Regions from separate parts of the Homo sapiens genome. Here region 1 is linked to region 2. Evidence: read pairs that join two places in POLR2A ChIA-PET (ENCODE). Cell type or tissue: MCF 10A. All regions are shown on one strand. Each heading gives the region's core, and the rest is flanking DNA. Links, peaks and the distances in the headings are about the cores only.

Region 1 (5,670 bases), core at 248-5,247, 57 kb after region 2:
ATTAACTGTCATCATTTGCCACTTAGGAAAAGAAGGATTTATGTTGAAAAGGATATTATAAATCAGTAAGTTATTCAACTGAATATGCTTTGTAGTTATCAGTCCAAATTGTGAGTTAGCCAGGTTCTAATATCATTAGCTGCACACATTTCAAAAGTTATTGTTGAAAAAAGTAAGCAATTATGAGATATTATATAACAAATGAAAAATTGAGTTAAGTAAAATATTATTAATGTAGTGACTGGGGAATTTTGTATAGATATAATAAAATACAGTAAAAACTAACACATTAGCAACACAGTATAAATATTAAGCTCTGCCTAGACTCAATTCTGAAATTTCAAAAATATTTTCTTCATGATAACCTTTGTCGATCATTTATCCCGAATTATTTCATTTTATTAAGAAGAAGAGCTTAAAAGACACTCATCTTTTCATGCTTCAAATTCTGAGCTGATATGAGCCTTTGTGACTTAAGCATTTTTGAATGACTTATATTATTCCTTGAGATAAGTTATGCTGAGTTGTTTATTCTTCTTCCTACTGTCCTTACAGTAGCATGCCACAAATATTCTCTATGTCTACAACTGTTTTTACTTGATTGAAAAAATAATTTAGATGATGGGGAAAGAATTTGTTTGTAAGATATTTATTTTCATCAAAGCTGTTATCCAATCAGTAACTATTTTTTTCATTTCATCTACTTATTGCATAGCTGAATTAAGATTTTATCCATTCTTCTTTGCAAAAGGTAGAAAAAAAATTTACAGCATCAGTATGCTTTAGCATAATGAACAAGTATATTTAGTAGTTTTTTCTTAAGATTTTTACCTTACCTAGGAAAACCAACCATTCTGGTTTGCCCAGGATGGTCCTGGTGTTAGAAATGAGAATTCTATTCCCAGGAAATCTCTCAGGTCTGGGAAAATGGGGACAGTTGGTCACTGTAATCCTAGATGGTTTAAACGAATTGTTTTGTGTATGAGTGATAGTGAATAACAAATCACATTTATATAAGGTAAGTAAAAAATAGCTAAAATATATAGAAGGGTTTTATCTGTATCATTTCTTTCAAAAGCAAGTTAAAGTTTTGAAAATCCATAATGAAGATAGGAGAACAATTTAGTTATGCAGTAAAAAACAAAACAAAACCAATAAACCAAAAATAACTATTTAACGCTTCCCATTCCCATGCTGACGAGGTAAAATTATTAGAATGGAGTATGTCATCAGGTCTTTTCCTAGTCCTTTTCTGCTTCCTGTGTGTCTTTGTAGGTTTCTTTGATTTCCATTGTTGGTGTGATATTTTGGTAAAAAGCAGCTGACTCACATCCCATCCAAATCCCCAGTGCCCTTCAGATCCTTCACAAATTTGGCATTCAGCCCACTCCTTGCCAATTGCTTCCTTTCCTCCCAATTCCCACATGTCTCCTTCCTACGCCATCTGCTTCTCCTCCCTTCCTTCGATTAGTGCTTTCGTCTGCTCTTCCAATTTCTTTCATTGTTCAATGTCTTTTGCTTCCTCTTCCCCTCCTCTCCCCTAGAGGAAATTAACATACTTAATACAGCTGATGTCATAAAGCCCCTTTTCCCTAAGAAGTTAAATTTCTGTTTCTGCAAAATAAATACATAGCTCTGTTGTGTGAAGGTCAAAGGAAACCTGAGTAGTAAACCTGAAATAGATTTTTTTGGGGTTCATCTTACATAAAGTGTCAATGCATATTATGTATTCTATTTATTTTCCAAAATAAATTTTCTATTTGGGATTTAAATATGGTAAGTCAACACAACTTTATTGTACCAGTCATTGGATTGAATAAATGACTTAAAAATAATTTTTCCTGTCTATCTTAATTTTTATATTTAATAATTGAAACACTGGGGATTAGTAGAACAAAGCATAGGCTTGGGCATTATAAGACCACATTATAATTTCAGGTTTCAACACCTATTAAATGCCTGATCTTATGGAAGACATTTGATCTCTATACATTTCATTGTTTCCATCTGTGAAATGAATTGTCTAATCATACCTAGATTAGTTCAGTGTGTCGTTGAGGGAATTCAGCGAGAAAATGCATGTTAAATGTCATTGTAAATGGTGACACACTTAATACCTATTAGTAATGGTGTTCTCTTTATTATTGTTGTTAGTATACCTATTTGAACTCTGAATATATTTAGTCATCTAAATCTTGATGGAAAAGGAAAATCCAAAACTACTCATGCCATAACAATTCCAATTTTCTTCAAGAAGCAAGAAGATGATATAAATGTATGTGAACGAAGATCCAGCTTTCTATCTCCTCTGCCTGTACTTCTATCTATATCTGATTCACCACTGTGAGAATTTTCAGTTGCCACAGAATCACTAGGGGTATTTTGGGTGAACATTATGAGTAAGTAAAGTGTTTAGACTAACACTGAAATTAAGAAACTGATTCAAGTTCTATGTGTACCTTTATTGGGCAATGCTATCATCAACTGGTTATTCCACAGGAGAATTCTGTCCTAATGCCCTAAAGGTACCCACCATGTGTAATGAATCAACTTCTTTCCCATGCATCGAGAACAGTTCTAGTTACGTATTATCCTTAGGGGAATTGAGAAATTATGTGATTCAGATGCAAAGTACTGGTTAAGAAAGGCTGGTTTCTCTTCTCAAGGAACATCCTGAAACTTTCCACACACTTGCAATTTTATTTAAATAATTACACATACACTTATCATGTTTGGACCCTGAAACTAGAAAAAAGAAAGCCAAGCATTTTACACCTACCTGTGAAGTCCAAGCACTCTTTTGAAAGGATTGCAGTAAACTAAAGCATTCTCAGTTCTGGCACACAAATTAGTTTAGATGACAATACAATTAAAAAGATAATTTCAGTGAGCATTGGGTTCTTGCTCTGTCTTTTCACTATTCATATGTTACATGTGCATTTGAAAGCTTGCATGCCAACAGCTTGGTATACCGATATATGAGAGTCTTGGCATGTGGTTTTCTATCTGTAATGTTCTGTTCTTCTACCCACTTTGTCTAACACACTCATTTTTCAGATCTCAAAGACAACTTCCTCAGAGGAGCCATCAGCAAAATCCCACCCAAATACCCACACTAGATTTCTTCTTCCTGTTATCTGTTTGTTTTCCTTTTACCAAGTACTTCTCTTATAATCTATTCTAAATTATGATTTATATATTACTTATCTAATACACATAAAACATATGAAAGTCCACCTGTATTCCTCATGTCTGTCTTATGTTCGAAGCTCATGTGTTCGAAAAAGTGTTAAATGAATGAAATATAAGTCAGAAATTTAGTCTTTTAGGGTACTCAGGAATGAAAAGTTGCTAATTTGAATATATATGATTTTGTTAATTTTATTTCCACATACAATTACGTATTTCTTATCTTACTCTCCGACAAAATGGGAAGAGAGTATCATCCACACCATTTCTTTTTTCTAAAACATGATTTTTTTTGGCTTAAAAATAGGAGATACTACACAAGTTAATTATGTGAGTAAATACATTGCTATAAGTGTGACATACTGATATAGAATCTTAGAGATGGAGCTGAGTTGAGAGATTGTGAATAGGCAAGGTCCTTCGTTTTCAGGGAGAAATAGATGCCAAGCCCGTTGGTTTACGCTGAGTCACATAATGGATTAGTGTGGAGTCTCCCATCGTAAGAGTTCTTCCTGGGATTTTTCCCCTGACAGACTAGATCTGATCAACCCATCTAAAATGACACTTAAATTTGATTACGATATATCTTAACAAAAAACTCAACAACAAAGGGTTTTCATGGATTTATTTCATATAATTTTTCCATTTGTTTTGTGTTCTAAATTTAGTATTTCCTATCTTGGTAACAGCATTGAAAATAGTATTTTAAATATATAGGGTTTAATAAATTTCCCTGCTTATTTATCCGTTAGGTATGGGGATGGCCTTATGTTGATTTAATTATTTTGTACATTCTGCATGTTATTACGAACATATAGAAATTCATCTTAAATGACTGAATATTGGAGGTTGTCACACAATCTCATTCAAAAAAGAAAATAAATTGCAGCAATTTAAATAGTAAGTTAAGCTTAATCTATGACCATCTTGGGAAAGGTCTGTTATGTCCAAAGCACATTTTTGAAACTGCCCTAACAACCAGACCTTGGTCAAGTCTGGTCAATTGTTGAAAATATTCAGATAATGATATCTTCTTTGCCTGTTTATTAGGATCCTTATGAGAATCAAACCACAGTAGTCAAAAGTATTTTGAGGACTGTTGATAACAGCCTCATTATAAAGCGTTATTTTAAGTTCTCCTGTCTTGATTTTCAGTTCATGTTCATTCTACACTGAATTTAATAACTTGGAGAGGTGAAAGATATTTAACTTCAGAAATTAAAGCAAACCTTTTGAATGAGATATTTCGTGGATCAAAAAACCAAACACTTGTAAAACTGTAGTATATCCTGTTTTGATCAATGTATAGGTTTACATCAATATATAAGTCTCAATGTGTAAGATATATACCTTTATGGGCTTTATAATGTATAATCTGCATGCCCATTTTTGTCCAGGTCCTTTGAGACATAATTTTAATTCCTTATAAAGTGCTTATATCTTTACGTAAACTGACTCCAGGACCATAGTCGGGGTGCAGTGTGTTTAGATGCAGAGGTAAGGTAGTAGAGACCAAAGATTGCCAGACAAAATATTTTCTAGTTCAACAAATAATCTCTGGTGCTTTTGGGAAACAATATACTATATATTTTCAAGTTTCATCTAAGTACTATAATGAACTTATATATGAATTAAAGTCCTCAGTTTTGATATCATGCCATGTTGACATGCTATCCTACTTTGACTGTTGCAAACTGTTTGTTAGTATTCTCTTAAATCTCCTGAGATGATTCTGGAGGTTTTTTTTTTTTTTTCCCCCAAATGGATTTCCCAAAAAACAAGTCTTTTGGTTTTATTTGTTTGTTTGAGACAGGGTATCTCTCTGTCGTCCAGGCTGGAGTGCTGTGGTGTGAACATGGCTCACTGCAGCCTCAATCTCCTGGGCTCAGGTGATCATCCCACTTCAGCCATGTGAGTAGCTGGGACTACAGTATGTGCAACCATATCCAGCTATTTTTTTTTTTTTTTTGTGGCGGTGGGGTCTCACCATGTTGCCAAGGTTGGTCTTCTGTAGGGCTGGGATTATAGGCATGAGTCACCACACTCAGACCCAAAACAGTTTTGCATACTTTTCCAAAAGTTAGTTCCACTCACATGTTAGTTTCAGTCAAAGTAACATTAGATGACATAGAGGACTGCCTCACCAAGTATGCCTATGCTGCCTTCCACATGGAATTCCGCCAACTCTTGAAAATCACTGAGATGAAACCTGATATGGTTGCATGCTGCTAGTTAGCATCCATGATCTATTAGTCAAAATAGACCTTCCAGAAAGCAGAAAGTGTCTCAGAAATTGGAGTAATCAGCCAAAAAGAAAGTTGTACTTCATAATTCAAAATAATACAGTATATTAAGCAGAAGTGCTGTATTAAAATGATACAAAATGAACACACATGGTCAAATAACAAACCTGCAATAGGAATTTTGGATTAGGTTGCCACCCCAGCATAGAAAGCAGACATGCAAATGTTGTTTCTTCTC
Region 2 (5,670 bases), core at 282-5,281:
GCATGCGGTTCTGGTATTGAATTTCAGGCTTTCATTAGTCTTTTTTATTTAATTTTTTTTTTAGCCAGAGGTGACTAAAGGAAATGTCTCTTTAACTGTAGGCAGATATTTCTTATTATTTGTTATTCTTTTCTCTAATGATTAGAGAAATAATAATAATGGCCAACACATATTGAATATCTGCTGGAAGGCAAGCCTTATCTCACTGTACCTAAATTACTTTATTTAATCTTTATGAGTACCATGTGAGGTAGCTACTATTATTATTATCCACATTTCATACCAAATGTGGATAATAATAATCATAAGATGGAGGGAGGTAGTGTAACCTGCTCCAGATCACTTTGCTAAAAAGTGGCAGAACTGGGATTCAAACCTAGACAGTCTGTTGTGTTAAAGTCTATCTCAAGAATTTGAAATTCAGGTTAAACTTGGCTCCATTAAAGCATTAAAGGAGGTTGCTCGTCAGGAATGCCTTTTCCTTCCTTTTCAGTAGGGTCAAAGTTCTGCTCTGGGACCATGTATCTCCTTCCCAGTTCCTTAGGGTATTTCCTGGTGCCTGTCCCACTATTCCCTTTGGCAATGAAGTGTATCTTCCACATGAGCTGACTTGAAAATCCTCTCCCATTTGCAAAAACATAGACTCAAAGAAATTTTCTGTGTAGCACTTTTAAACATGCCTCCGTAGCTATAAATTGGCTTTTCTTCTTTTTTGGTTCAGGATTGTACTTCTGTGTTATAACTCCCTTTTATATGTCTTAAAAGAAGTTATCAATCATCTTCATGTTTACCGTTGTGCCTCTCACAAGAAAGTGTTGCATTACCTGAAGGAAGCGACCTTGGCATTTTCTTCTGTCTTCCCATAGGATGCTGTTCTTTGAGATCTCAATAAAGATGGCATCTGGTTCCCTTTCTTAGTGTTGTTCCTGTATGCAAAGCTGTCCCTTAAGGGTATGAAGTTTTAAAAAGTTTTTTATCAAGAAATATAAACCAGGGTGTTACACATTTTCTGTTATGGGAGGGGGAGGCCGTAATTTTGTTTCTTGAGATTGTATTAAGCAAGAATCCATTATCTCCTTTGAGAAATAGCTTCATATTTACTAATGGAGATAATTAAATGGATGCCTGGGGTATGAGTTGGTGCTCTGACTTTTATTATGTTTCATTGTTTTCTTGTGTAATTGATCAACTTTGTAGTTGGAGAATAAGGTTAGATCAGTACAGTATTATCTAGGGTAGGTATTGGAAGGGAATGCTATCTTTTTACAGGCCAAATTTTTTTTTCTGCAAGGAAAATATCAGTGATATATCAATAACTTGAACACATGACATAATTTCAGTTAAATCATTTTTAGTATGAATTATTTTCTGTTAAATGTAATTACAAGTACTAGGCTGCTTATAAGATACATTTCTGAAATTATTTGAAATGAATCATTTGGAGTTACTTTGTTTTAAAACTCCCAGAATGCAATTACTGGTAAAGACTGTCAATTGCGGCTAGGTACGGTGGTTCACACATGTAATCCCAGCATTTTGGGAGGCTGAGGCAGGCAGATTGCTTGAGCCCAGGAGCTTGAGACCAGCCTGGGCAATATGGCAAAACTCTGTCTTTATTAAAATACAAAAATTAGCCAGGCATGATGGTACATGCCTGCAGTCCTAGCTACTCGGTAGCACATGGCTGAGGTGGGAGAATCCAGGAAGTTGAGGCTGCAGGGCTGCAGTGAGCTGAGATCACACCAATGCACTCCAGTCTGGGTGACAAAGTGAGGTCCTGCCTCAAAATAAATAAATAAATAAAGACTGTCATAGCCACAGAACAGCTGTTGTGCTCCATTCAACACTCTACATCCTGGTTGTTAGTATGCCTTGTAACTTGCCTTAGAAAGTCACCTAGGCTTTTCTTTTCTTGCTTGTAAAATAAGGGCCCCCTTCCAACTCCAAGGTCCCATACACCACTATTAGAAATTGAAGTTTTAAAAATTTAAAATAAGACAACAGTAGTTATAGTAAACATTTATATAGTGTTACTATGCATTGAGCTCTGTTCTATTTTACATATTTTAATTTTATGTGATTCTCATAGTAATCCAATGAAGTAAGCATTATGATTATTGTGTCCATTATATTGATAGGGATATTGAGATAAAGAGAGGCTAAGTGACCTACCCAGGGTAACACAGCTAGCTCAGATAAGAGCCAGGATCCAGCCCAGACAGTAGGATTTCAAAATCCATGCTCTTAGCCAGTGTACCATATGACCTCCCATTGTATTTTTATTTGCTGTGTTTTTGTGAATTTACGATTAAAAATAAAGTGTAGGTCTTTGATGATATGAAATGATTTGACCAAATCTTAACTTTTTAAAAGTCACAAAGTTAATTAACATGATTCTCATTTTTTTAGATGAGGATCTAGTTAAAAACAATTCTACAGTCAATATACTTTAAATTTAAATATTTTAAAATAATTCAGTGCTTCTTTGAAGAAAAATACATTTCAATGATTTAGTCTTTTCGGTCATAGAAAATTGCCTGTGTTTAGGAAAAATAATATTTTATATCTGAATATCAGTTGACACATTCATATGGCCAAAACTATCTCAAAATTAAAAAAAAAAACTAAATATCTTATTATTTTCAGTTTCTACTTCTCCTCTACCTCCCAATCTAAAATTTAGCATATCTTTAGCATTTGTGTGTTAGACTCTATTTGATGTCCGTACCCTAGGGTTCAGTCATTAACACAATTGCTATTGATGGCTTATTTGTCACTCAGGGCAGAGGGAAGAACCTTGATCTGCCATATTTTAACAGGAAAGCAAAATTGTTGGATCATGTACCTGCAATTAGACCCACATTTAGCACATTTATTTTCTCCTACTTGTCATCACTTAGGTGGCATTTTATGATTATTCTTGTAAGGCTAAGTATAATCAGAAGGTTCCAATTAAAAGTGTTTATCAGAATTACTCAGAGAATAATTTTAAAATGAAGGAACCAAATTCTAAGGCCAAATTAGTGAATTTGACAGATATCGCTATCTTTTAATTCTGCAGGAGATTCTGCTATGCATTCTTTGTTAAAAACAAGGAATTAAAATGAAGTTTTTGAGATTTAATGAACTCGTATTTGTATTACAACTCCATGAATTATTAGTTCTAATTGATGTTAACTTAGCAAATTTAAGACTCTGTTCCTTTCCTTTCCCTTTCTCTTTCTTTCTTTCTTTTTTTTTTTTTGGTTTTGTTTTGTTGTTGTTGTTGTCTCACTCTGTCACCCAGGCTGGAGTACAGTGGCAAGATCACTGCTCACTGCTACCTCCCTCTCTCAGCTCAAGTGACCCTCCTGCCTCAGCCTGCCAAGTAGCTGGGACTACTTGGGACCACTGGGACTACAGGCACTTGCCACAATGCCTGGATTTATTTGATTTTATTTTTAGTAGAGAGGAGGTTCTACTCTGTTGCCCAGGCTGGTCTCAAACTCCTGAGCACAAGTGATCCTCCCACCTTCGCCTTCCAAAGTGCTGTGATTACAGGCATGAGCCACTGTGTCTAGGTAAAGACTGTTTCCAATATAGAAAGTTGATTTATTACTTATTTTATAATGTGATTATAAGGATTAAATATGAAAATATACAAGAGGATATTATAAATGCTCAATAGATAGCAGTCATTATAACTATTAATTTAAATTTGTTTTAATTGATATAAAATGTTGAGAGAAGGAAAGTGAGGCGACTGTGGGATTTGTCCTGGATGGAGTACGTGATTTTCATCAATGCTGTGGCAATGGTCAAGACAGATATAATCCTTTTTATTGAAACACAGGCTGCTCATTCCTGTACCCCTTGATAGCTTTCTACTTGCTATTGTCCATCCAATTCTTGCAGCACTCAACCCCTGACTGCATAATTACTTGTGAAATTGCTTGTTACCCAATTCTGCTACTTCAGCAGCTCACTATCTAATAATGGCACATTAGTAGGTAAAGTAATAAATCATGTTTTAAAACTCATAACAGTTGCAAGAATGACAGGATGATGAAAACAAAGAAGCACATTCCAGATCAAAATTAAAGTCTACAAAGCTATTGTGCTGTCTGGTCTTGTTTATAGAAATGACACCTACCATCACCACATTCAATTATAAGACAAATTCTATCAGCATCTTTTAGTACCACGCTTCACACCAGATGGTAGGGCATAGTTCCCCACAATGAGGTCCCAGGACTCATGCCATCCTGAGAAGTTGAAACCATCCTACATGAAAGTCAACTCCCCAGGGTTAGAAAGGAGTGGAGCACATGCCAGGCAGATGAAACCCTATGAGGGTCCCCTGTAGCACAGCCTGAAGCAATGTAACATCACAGTGGATGGCTGGAAAACACCTGCAGCTGAATGAGTATTCTGGACAGCAATCAGGGATGGCTCAGCTCATTTTGAGCTTAGCTCTTGTCATATCCTGGAGACAAACTGGCAGGAGCAGATGCAACAGCAGCCTCTCACTGGAAAATAGCAGCCACAAGAGAACACTGGATATCGATGATTATCATAATTACACGGAACATTGCTACGTAGCACTTTTATGCATGCATTTCTGATCCTTATCACAGTTGTGCAAGAAAGGTAGGGCTCCTTCTATTAAACCAATTTTTAGGATAAAGAAATGGATGTATAGAGAGGTAAGTGACAAGCTCAATAGCACACAGACAGTAAAGGTTGATGTATCAGCAGACGCAGATACGAATTTTTAGGAGTCTGAAGCTCATAAAAATTTCAGTCTCTTTTTAAGAAATAATGTAATACCAGAATGCATAATCAGAGGGTATCGACGAAGCCTGTCTCAGCGAAGGTTTTTAAAGCTTGAACTTTATTAGATTCAGGATATATCCATTCTCTGCATATTGGTTTTTAAACTTGGTGGCTTTCCCAAGGGCAGAAGTGTCAGTATCACAGCTTAAATTATGAGAGAGAAGATTTTGTTGTTTTATTTGAAGCAAAGGACATTTTTTGCCGTGCCTTACTGCTCTTTTTATTAGACAATTTAGCAAATTGGCATGAATTCCTATTTTAATCTATAGGAGAGAGGAGGATCTTAGAAACCATGAAAATTATAATACTTCTGATTCTCTCCTAACCCTATAGTGTACCTATGACAACAACACGTAGGAAGCAAGCATGGCAATAGGAAAATGAATATTGCCAAAAAAGTAGAGAAGTAGACACTTCTGGTTGTCTGTCTGCCAGGAATTCTCTTTGTTCTCACTGGCAGGGCCTCAGGTTTGATCTGGTCTTTCTGTGTCTCCTCCACGAGACTGAGGGAAGATCCATCCTCTCGCTAGCTCTAGGGTAAATCCCTATTTGTGTTATCCTATTTCCTTAACAATAACTGGTTTCAAAAGTGATGCTTGACCCCTTCCTTGCAATGAAATATGAAGACAAGTCTGATGGGGGGACTACTTTATAAGGTTAAATGGCATTTTCCTTCCCTGCCCCATCCCTTGGAATTAGGTCTACATATGTGACCTAGAATTACAGCAGCTGTCTGTCAACCATAAAAGGGAATCAAATGCAAAATGTGAATATTGGACAGTGGAAATATGAAGGAACTTGGGTCCTAAAGGACATGGCTGACTTGGAGAATGGACAAGTCTTGGAGCTTCCTTA

Evidence for each region. Peaks named below come from ENCODE experiments on the same cell type or tissue, not always from the same donor. Only the 100,000 strongest peaks of a DNase experiment are listed, where the experiment ranks them.
Region 1: POLR2A ChIA-PET joins it to region 2 with 5 read pairs; 3 of 35 experiments call an interaction of 5 or more read pairs at or near these places.

Annotation. Positions count from the first base shown.
Region 1 is chr3:78,733,886-78,739,555 of GRCh38, reverse strand. All of the region lies in intron 5 of ROBO1 (roundabout guidance receptor 1), which reads left to right. Among named protein-coding and RNA genes, the nearest start is that of LINC02077, 690 kb to the right of the region's middle. In MCF 10A, for the core only: no CTCF peak of the experiment used is centred there; DNase peaks (open chromatin) are centred at 1,375 and 2,495.
Region 2 is chr3:78,790,710-78,796,379 of GRCh38, reverse strand. All of the region lies in intron 4 of ROBO1 (roundabout guidance receptor 1), which reads left to right. Among named protein-coding and RNA genes, the nearest start is that of MIR3923, 710 kb to the left of the region's middle. In MCF 10A, for the core only: no CTCF peak of the experiment used is centred there; no DNase peak of the experiment used is centred there.